Linked DNA regions of Mus musculus: region 1 is linked to region 2. Evidence: chromatin contacts called from ENCODE Hi-C data. All regions are on one chromosome and are shown on one strand. Each heading gives the region's core, a stretch centred on a gene start or an enhancer-like site at or near the end of the contact. The rest is flanking DNA. Distances are from core to core; before and after follow the strand shown.

Evidence for each region. Hi-C counts contacts between places; a loop is a spot of excess contacts on that map.
Region 1: a loop to region 2 is called in a map of regulatory T cell, with 2.1 times the contacts of the local background. The contact joins two enhancer-like sites. A Hi-C loop is called at or near these places in 2 of 37 maps with a recorded cell type or tissue (T-helper 17 cell and regulatory T cell).

What each region holds. Positions count from the first base shown.
Region 1 is chr12:116,927,328-116,932,591 of GRCm38, reverse strand. All of the region lies in intron 11 of Ptprn2 (protein tyrosine phosphatase, receptor type, N polypeptide 2), which reads right to left. Among named protein-coding and RNA genes, the nearest start is that of Gm31336, 170 kb to the right of the region's middle. Within about 2 kb of position 3,304, at least 1 of the 3 ENCODE cell types and tissues checked has a DNase peak (open chromatin) inside an H3K27ac peak, as active enhancers do.
Region 2 is chr12:116,777,487-116,782,324 of GRCm38, reverse strand. The region is part of intron 3 of Ptprn2 (protein tyrosine phosphatase, receptor type, N polypeptide 2); the gene reads right to left. Among named protein-coding and RNA genes, the nearest start is that of Gm31336, 23 kb to the right of the region's middle. Within about 2 kb of position 1,782, at least 1 of the 3 ENCODE cell types and tissues checked has a DNase peak (open chromatin) inside an H3K27ac peak, as active enhancers do.

The DNA of each region.
Region 1 (5,264 bases), core at 2,055-4,554, 150 kb before region 2:
AAAGATGGTTTTAGGTTAGTAAATGCAAGTTATATAAAACAGTGCACAGAAGCACAGGGCCAGGTATCCTTGCACACTGCTTGCAAAGGAGCATGGACTGCATCTAAGGGTAGAGTGGAGTGGGAATGTCGGGTGTGCAGAGGCATGGAAGTACAGGAGTGGGGGGAAAACCAACAAGGAGTGCATATACATGTAGACTACTCATGCGTTTGGGCTACACAGAAGCAAGAGATAAACAGTGCGGAAAAAGAAGAGTATGGGTTACAGGATGAACAGACTGACTCTGACCTGTTGGAGCACCCCTACAGACACCGACAAGGATGGTGTCACCTGAATTCCTACCATGTAGTTCTCCATGTATGTATACCCTCATAGAGGAGTGACACTCCAATACAAACAGATGCTGTCTCGGGCTATAAACTGGAAGAAGACTCCTGATTCCAGGACTGTTTAATAGAATGTGTTCATCACTAAATTATACTTCCCATATTCAATATTCAGATATTTGGTAAATTAATGAGAATTCTAATTATCATCTGGGTCAGCCTATGACAAGATTCTTCTATGGGTAAAAAAAGGAATGTGAGAAAGGCAGTGGGAAGGTGGTGTCAGGACACGCAATGAAGACGGTATAAAACATGGTGACATGGTTTTGTTGTTGTTGTTAAAGATGTATTTATTTTATTTATACGAGTACACTGTAACTGTCTTCAGACACACAAGAAGAGTGCATCAGATCCCAGTACAGATGGCTGTAAGCCACCATGTGGTTGCCGGGAATTGAACTCAGGATCTCTGGAAGAGCAGTCAGTGCACTTAACCCCTGAGTCATCTTGCCATTCCTGGACTCACTTTATATATGCCATTATTTCTTTTCTTCAATAATTTGTAAAAGGTTTAAAACATGAGTATTATTAAATAGAAAAATAAGTAGTTTATTTTAAGGGCCTATTATATCTAAGACCCACAAGCCAAACCAGGTATCAAGGTTCAGAGGAAGTGAGCTTTGGAGAAAGAAGTCCTCGTCTCATTGTTCTCAACAATACTGCTCATCCCGCTACAGCTTCAGCATTCCTGGCACAGGCCTGTCTTACTGCCACAGTCTCAGCCTGTTTGGCCTAGGTATGGAAATCCCACGCACATAGAATTCTGTACTTTATTTAGCCTTCTCTTCCAGGAGTCAGGACACTGCTCCTCACAGGCCTCCAGTCCAAGTCACCATCCATATGTTAATTCCTTATCTACTAATTTCAGAGGTTCATTTACCATGCCTCCTCCTTCCAGAGGCACCTGGAGCTGGGACCCATCTCTCTGCCTAGCAAGGGTTGACCAAGTTGTATCCAGTGATGCTCTGCCCTCCCAACGGTGTATAACAGCCAGCTCCACACTTAGCGTCCTTTGTATTGTTATTCAAGACAACACCAGCCTTTCATCCAGTCTGCTTCCTTTAGACAACATTAGAAATGTGGGTGGCATTCCACACCATAGCACCTGCATGCCTGGTCCATCCGACAACAGCTGTTCTTAAATGCATCTGTATTGAACATGTACAGACTTCCTCTTGTAATTTCATAAGCTATACAGAATTAGGCCATTTGCAGAGTATTTGCATTGCATTTGGTATAACTAAACACACAGGATGACAAGAAGGTTCTATGAAAATGGCAGTGTCTTGTGCCAGGGGTTTGAGTATCTAAGGATCTTGGTCCCCTTGAGGTCTAGGAGTCGGCTCTACTTAAATGTCACATGATACTCATCTACTTATGGAAGACAAGGACACAAAAAGAGAAACATAAATTGGGACTGCTGGGTAAAAATCATCATGATATAGTGACTGTTGATGTGGTTTATGAGATCCAAAAGCCACTTGGCTAAATCAAAGATCATGGCAGAAACAGACAAAGGGACCCAAGTATGAACAGCAAACACAGATATTTTTGTGCTGTGTAGGTGGAAGCCACATAGAACTGCATGCTGTCAGCACAGATCTCTGTGAGTGGAGGCTTGGTGGGGTTTCTACTCATTCCCCCAGTAAACCTTCCCCTTGCTGCCCTCTTGGTTCAGCAGAGATAGACATCACCTTCTTCAGCTTCTTCACTCCTCTTTTCCAGGGATAGCTCTTAAGGAAGCTTCCCTACCAGCTGACACAATGGTGGCTTGAAGGGAAATTAGCTTTCCCCCACTGCCCTGACGCAATTCTCACTTCTTGGATTTCTGTTCTGAAAATCCTCAATATCCCAACAATAAACAAGGTCAGAGTTAGCTATAAGCATGTATATTATTATTAGTTTTTAAATATAATCGTTATACAGAAATTTTAAATGTTTAGTAAGTAATTTCTACCGATGGAAGAGACTCAGAAGCAAAAGGAGAAAAAAAAATCTCTAATTCTACCAAAGTTACCTACGTTCAAGGCTGGGTCCAACACACAAAGCTACGTTATAACCTATTCTTCTTAATTAATACATGAGAATGTCCCATTTTAATAAAAATTGATTCAAAAGCATAAAGAAAAATCCTTGAACATTTACAGACCTCTTTCCCACTGCTTGGCCAATACCAAGTGCTTCTTTTCAGACATGCTTCTCCCAAGCAAAAAAATAAAAATAAAAAATCGCCTCACCCATATCTGCCACAGTTCTCTGATTTGCTGACATCCTTTGGTTTCTAGAATTTTAAATGCCTGTATTTGCTTTGTTAGGGCACAGCAGGCATCAGGAAGGAGATGCCACAGAAGATATCAGTAATGATGAGCGAAGGCAAGAGGTAGCAGCAGGTGGTTAGCATGCACTATGGCCTAGTCCTCCTGTGCCAGGCTGTGAGGGAATGAAGGCCTATAGCTGAACGTGCCCAGGTTGTACATTTTGTAACAGCCCAGAAAGACTATCAGAACTGTAACTAACAAAGTGAATGTTAGTGGGCCAGAATCCACCAACCTCGGCTCTGGGCACTCGGATCTGTCCCTGTCAGATCTTGAAAGGTGTAGAGAAATGGAGGGAAGTTACCATAGCTCTCTCACAGACTCATTTTTCACTCTTCTTGCCAAGGGGCCCCTACATAGGGAAGGTTTCCCATACAGCAGCACCCATTGCCTTCAGCGTAGAGCATCGGGAACAGACTGTGAACAAAGTGGCCTCTTTCCTGCGGTCCTGTTTTCCCACGCTCTGAGCTCACGGCATCCTTAAGGTCTTCTGTGACTAGACTCTGGTTTCCTTTTCAGAAGGAATCAGACAGAACCTCCTGCTTTCATTCCATCAGTTTCTGTGAGATTCCTTGAATGGAGGACATGAAGTCCTTGAAGCTTGTGGCTGTGAAGGTGGATTCCGGCTTTGAATAGCACAGCCAAGCATATGGTGCTGCCCTTAAACTACACAGGGCAGGTTAGAAGAGTCGTTTACTGCTCAGTCAGGAACCCAACATACTTCCTGGAGTTCCAGGCTGGGTACCAGTTGGGCTATGTGCAGAAACATGGGGGGGGGGGGGGGAAGATTCACAGCCATAACGTCAGCAGCCTTGATCCTCGGAGCAGTGATGCTGGCACAGCCTGCCACCTCCTTTTCCACTGTAGGAAAAGGATCGCATGCAGCAACAGGCCCAGATATAGACATGGTCTCCTAATGAGCTTCTGTGAAAAATCATTCTGGGACTTTGTTCTAGTGCCTTACGACTGATAAACAGAAGTCTATTGCATCAAACATACTGGGCTATACACAGGGGCCACGAACCAGAACCGTAGCTGTTACACTATTTGTAAACTGTCAAACAACTTAGAAAAGACAGCTACAGAGTTGCCTTCCACTGCCCATCTTGAGCTGCTAACCACCAGAAAATCACCAACTCCTCCTCTGACTCCTGGGTAAAGGGGCCCTGGGACTGGAACACCCAGCCTCTGTGTGTCCACAAGTTAGAACATGCTTTGGCTCCAATTGCGAGATGCTTCCTCACCTCTGTTCCACCTCAGAGAACATATCTACAAGTGTCAGAAGGAGCTAGAGCTCAGAAAGTTCACTTCCTTCTGCCTGTGTGTGACCCAGACCTCACAGCTGTGGCATCTCAGCTGACTGGTCCATACAGGCAAACCACACTTTTCAGTTGATTCTGAGAAGCTCCATGAAGAGATCAGCAATCCTCCCCCCAACTCCTGCCCCCACCCCAAAGCATCCCACTTGATATTCCCATTCCACAGTGATCCGTAGTTTAAGGGTTTTCAGTGAAAGGTATGCATCTGAATTCTTTGTGTGCTTGTATGTTCATGTGTGTGCATGTGCATATATGTCTGTGGGGTATATGTGTAATGTGTGGAGGTCAGATGATAACCTTGGGTGTTAGTTCTCAGATACTGTCCCCCCGTATAGTACAACTTAAAAAGTTACAGATTTTGCATTTAAAAGCAACCCAGAACTTACAAATCAAAGATTTCTTAAAGCATGGGGTCGGTCCACAACGTCCCATGGACTCTGGCAGTGTCTTAGTGTTCACCACACTTAGAATCAGGCTTCCTTCTCAGAGTGGATCAGCAGAGGGTTGTGGTGCCAAGTGCCAAGGAAAATTTGGCCCATGTTCCCACGTCTCAGTCATAGGGGGAGGCACGATTTAAAAAAATGCAGCTCTGTTCTGAGGAGGTCCTGGCTGATTATCTAACTTATTGGACCCTTATTAGGGAACCCCACAGGACAGGCAGGTAGATGCCAGCTCCGTAGCTAGTTCCTAGACAACCAGACAGAATGGTAACACTACTAACCATATTCTCACCTGCCCTGTGGTACCAGGTATATTTAGTATCTAAACCCATCCTCACTGTTCAAAACACTGCAGCTAGAGGTACTCACCAGCATGCTGTACTAGGATGGTTTCTATTCTCAGAGGCACTGTACATCTGATCCTACCCACACCCTACCTCTCCCCACAGCCTACCTGGAACACATGGGGTTGACAGGTGTCTCATCTGTCTAGAGGTCTATGGGAACAAATGACATTTCTTAAAGGAGATAAAGCCCTACTACACAGACACATGTGAATACTAGGAGCCTCAAGCAGCTACACACACACATTTCCTGCTCAGTGGATCAGCTAAATATTGGCAGTGAGGGTTAGAAGCAGATATAAAATATTGAACAAAAACTAAAATACTTAAAAGGATCTGCCTCGTGGAGGGCAGCTTTGTGTAGTAATTGACACGGGATCAGAAACCTGGCCCTGGGAAGGAGCAGGCCAGATCAGCCATGGGATTAGCTCACACAGCAGACGTTCAGGCCTGAGTGGGA
Region 2 (4,838 bases), core at 533-3,032:
TTCCTGTATAAGAGTCGCAGTGGTTATGGTGTCTCTTAACTAAGACAGGGGGATGCTCACACAAGAACATTAGAATGATTTTAAGTCCAGCACAGTAAACGCCTGTCTCTGTAGGTGCAGGGGCTCATCAGAGCCACCATCAGACTCACTAAACATAAAAAAGGAAATTAGAGCACTGGAATATTTTAGCTGACACCACACTGGGCTGCCTTTTCAAATCCATGCTAACCTACAAATGGTTTCATATCTGTTTCTGCAAGATTGTATCCTCAGCACATACTTCAAATTGTATCAAGAACTTTTTACCTTATAGATATTTTGACAGTAGCATACGTTGAATCATCCATTCACAGACCATAATTAACAGAAGCTGCCAAGGTGCCTGGATATGACCTTTCCCCTTTCCTGACAGCTCCTAAAGAAGTCAATTTTGGGTGAAGGCACTGATTCTGGAGTCCAGTGTGAGTGTTTTCAATATACCCCAAAAAGCACTGACCAACCTTCTACACTCTCTAGAGCTCACAGTGAGGCTAACATCCTCATAGGCATGCTCATTCAGAGCAGATTTTCTGAGATAAGCACAGCTTGACTTTGGACCAAGCTGCATGTTTAAAAGGCCCTGGCACTACTAAGAACTCAAAGAAGAGCAATAGTGGTAGAGGTAGCCCTGTCCCTTACACTGTGAAAAGTGCACCTTGAGAAGGCCACATAACTGTAGCTAGGAACAATACTGGTCACCAGAACAAACGGGGTCATAGCATTTCTATAACTGTCTGCAAGAGGATACAGTCCCAGGCAGTAATGCCTGAAACTAAGTGATAGGTTGACTCATTCTAGTCCTCAGCAGGCCCCACCCCAGGGTAAGAGCAAGGCAGAGTGGGGATGGTACAGACAACTCTTTCTAGGCCTACCCAAGAAATTTTCATTTTCCATGTCTACCTTGAAACTTGAACAAATCTCAGACCCTTGGTTAATTGGGGAAAAATGGAACACATGGGGTCTCCAGGTAGCTTACCCCTCACCCAAGCTCCTGACTGTCTTCAAGTGTGAACCGAGAACGGTCTGACTCTTACAGGCATAGTCTTGGTGGAAAACCCTCCAACTAAAGTTCTCTTGCCAGCCATATCACTCTCAAAGAACTCTCCTGTCCCTTTCTGAAGGCACTGGCATCCTCAATGAGCTAAAGGGATGTAGACAGACAAGGAAAGCAAGTTCGTTGAGATGACCACTACCTTTTTCCAGAAGACATTACACATTGCACATAGACAGGATGGGAAAGAAGTAGGGCTTGCTGAGAAATCAGGACCGTGGACTCTCAGTAGGGTGTCTCCGGGGAACATATCTATACCCCACTTAATTCCTCCTGATGGAAGCACCACCTTTCAGGTTAGGGGTGATCCTCAGATACTCAGAGCAAGTGCATGCACCTCATGCCTCCACATCCCCAGGGCTATCATCAGCCCAGCAAGTGTAGCTGGCAGGACCCATAGGGAAAAGGGGAAATGGGCAGACCCTATAAAAATGCCCAAGCCAGTTTCCATCCATTTAGCTGACTTCCAGACTTAGGTCTTCTCCATTCCAAAGCTGCCTTTATCTTGATCATCCATCCTTCCAAGTTACTCAGTTCTTTGTTTATGCTAGGGAACAATCTCATCCATCCCCCACATAACAGCCAGCATCCCTGTTAAGTCAGTGTTCCAGGTCTATCTACCCACGGATCCTCTCTTCAGGCTGAGAGCAGACAAGGCTGCCTGGTGTAGGGATAGGACCCTCTTCTCTGCAAACCTTTGGAACAGAAATAGTCTCACAGGCTCACCTCACTTCAAATATCCTTCTTCTCTGATTGAAGATTCTCTTTCTAAATGCAGAGGGTATATCTGGTTTGTGTTATGTAAGCAGACTCACAGCAGCTTGCTGAGAAATCAGGACCGTGGACTCTCAGTAGGGTGTCTCCGGGGAACTATATCTATACCCCACTTGATTCCTCCTGATGGAAGCACCTAGGGGTGATCCTCAGATACTCAGGACATGCACATGTACCTCATGCCTCCATATCCCCAGGGCTATCATCAGCCCAGCAAATGTAGCTGGCAGATGGGCCCCTTAGCCGTGCCCACTGAAGTCATGTAGCACTGTATATGTACACAGGATGGACAGAAATTAATGAGTGAGGGGTCAGCAAAAGAACAAATAGGAGAAGCTCAAACACTGGTCAAGACTTACACCAATGCCTCTGGGCTGAGACTCCCCAAGTCCTACCACAAAATACAGAATCTGTAGAGTGGGCAAGTATATACCTCTCCTTCTCTTCAATGGGTGAATTTTCAGCTGAATCAGCTGAAAGCTGAATCAGCCAGCTTTAGGGGCTGAGAAGGAATGGCGGGTTCCAGACACCATTGGCAACAAGTGTTAGTGTACCAGGGAGGTGCTCATGTGCCTTCTGTGCAGTATACACAAGAGGCATCTCAGCTTCCACACTCACTACACTTCAGAAACAGCACTAAAGGAGAAGAAAATAGAAATCCTCTACCTTCTACCTGTGCCCTTTCTGTGGTAGCCCAAAGGCATAGGTGTAGCCTTGACCTTAAGACAGTTCCAATGCCATTGGGCATGGAGGCAGCCTATATCTCCCAGCAGCAAATGTGTATATTCATTCTCAGGGTGGGTTAGCCTGCCTGGGGCTCAGAGAAGAAAGGCAGTGGTGGGTAGCAAGTCGATAATATGAGCTCTGATGATAACCTCTTGAAGAGCCCTTGAAGAGTCCACCCAGTGTCTAGTGACAGACAGGGCTCAAACAATTGGGCAGAACAGCCCATGAGGGCATGCCACAAATTGTACTGGACAGGCCTGGGTCTCAGATGGGATGCTGTTAATGGAAGAGTGAAGAACACAATTGCCCCAGTTCCATTCTGTTAGCACAGCGTGGGTGAGAACCTGAGGCAGCTGGAACAAAAGCCTGTGGTGTTTGTGGTGACAAGCCCAGGCATAGACCTGATTAAGTCTCCCTGAGGGCTTTACTAAGAGCCAGGTACTTCAACTGGCTGAGGCCCAGGTTTTATAGGTAGGAACTACAACCCCCACTACCAGTTCATTTGACATATACTTATTGCTCAAACAATTTAAATACTAAAAACAGATCAAATGGATGAAAAATGTACAACTAAGGGTCTCCTCATTTCCACTCAAACCCCTTGGCAAGTGCATCCTGAACTGCAGCAGATTCATGGACAGAAAGAGCCACTATGGGGACAGGGTATTCTCTTATCTCTTTGGGACTAAAATGAGCTCAGACCCCAGTTACTACCACATGATTCATCTCTTGGACTCCACAGTAAGGAGCCTCTGGGCATGTGGGGTGGCTATAGTTACCATGGCTTCAGTGGGCCACTCTGGTCCTTATGGCATCTGCCTCCCACTCTCATCCAAGCAAAAACTCAACCAAGGTGTGCCACATAAAGAAGATGAGAAACCAGAAGGCACTCAGAGAATGCCTCCCAGTGGCCAAAGCCAGCTGGGAATGGAGGCTGGGATCCACACATCCTGGGATAGTGTCTATCCTAAAGTGGCACTTGTCAAAAAGAACCCCCAAAAGCTGAGGTTAATGACTGAGAGCAGCTCTTAGTGAGAGGACTGAAGGATGGCTTGAAAGGCAGCCTGGCACAAGTGGCCCTAGTATGGACACAGCTGCAAGGCACAATAATAGCCAGGGCCGGACAAAGGGTCTGCCTCTTTAAAAGATTGAATCCATGACAGCTTAATAACGCCAAGGGCACTGTGACACCAGGGAAAGATGTGGTTCACATATGCTGGATTGAAAACCTGTCACTCATTGGCTGGACAAAAAGAAAGCAAGATCATATTGCTCTGAAGAGTGGCAGCATCATTTAAAGGTCGCCATTAATAAGATGCTGGGAAATCTGCCCTGCAGACCAATTGGGCCAGCTCAGCTGATGCCTGTCCCCTGCTTCTGCCTCTGGTATTTTCCACAGCTTAGCTGCTAAAGGGCAGAAGGGCAATGACTAGGCTCACCTCCAAACCTAACCATCATGATGTATTCATTACCTATTGCCCCACTGCCACCCAACCCTCAGGAAGTTATTCAACTTAAGAGGTCCTTGTGGCATTGTAAAGTTTACTTAATTGGGAAAATGTTCCCAGACAAAGAATGATTACCCGAAGTGGGTTGCAGGATCAGCAGCTTAGCAATGGTTACTGACTCCATGGAGGTTCAGGAGGCCAGTGAGGACATCAACCTTAGGAATATAGAACACCCACCCTCCTCCCCAGGAGCCATAGGCAAGAGAAAGCAGTATCAAGGTGTTAATGGCAGTTGAGACAAGTCCTTCCCCTGAGCTTGCCAGGATTCTGTATGAGAGCTGTAGAACTCATGAACCCCTTCTCCACTGACAGGAGAGTACCCAAGAGTTTGAAAGCAGAGCACCCAGGTGCCAGTCCTGGATGCTAGTCAGAACTGATTGACACATTAGTCTGCGACATCGTGACTCTCTTTTTCTTCTGCAGTCTTTTGTCCTTCTGTGATTTAAGGAGGCCACGTTTGACTTTTTAAATGAGTATAAATTGTATGTGGGTTTTGGCACTCGAGGCTGAGTGTAACCCGATGGCAATGAAAAGATCCAGTATCTCCACCTGGGTGGTCTTCATCTTTCTCATTTCTAGATATATCTGCGCTTTAGAATCTGTGCCCAGAGTGCCTGTCAGGAATCTTTGGCTATCTCACCTGCATCGTCTCCTCTCCCCCTTGTCAAAAGTCGCCTGCAGCCCCCCTGATCACATCTAGGGAAATGCCAGGGCCATCCTCACTCTACAAGAGACACTCC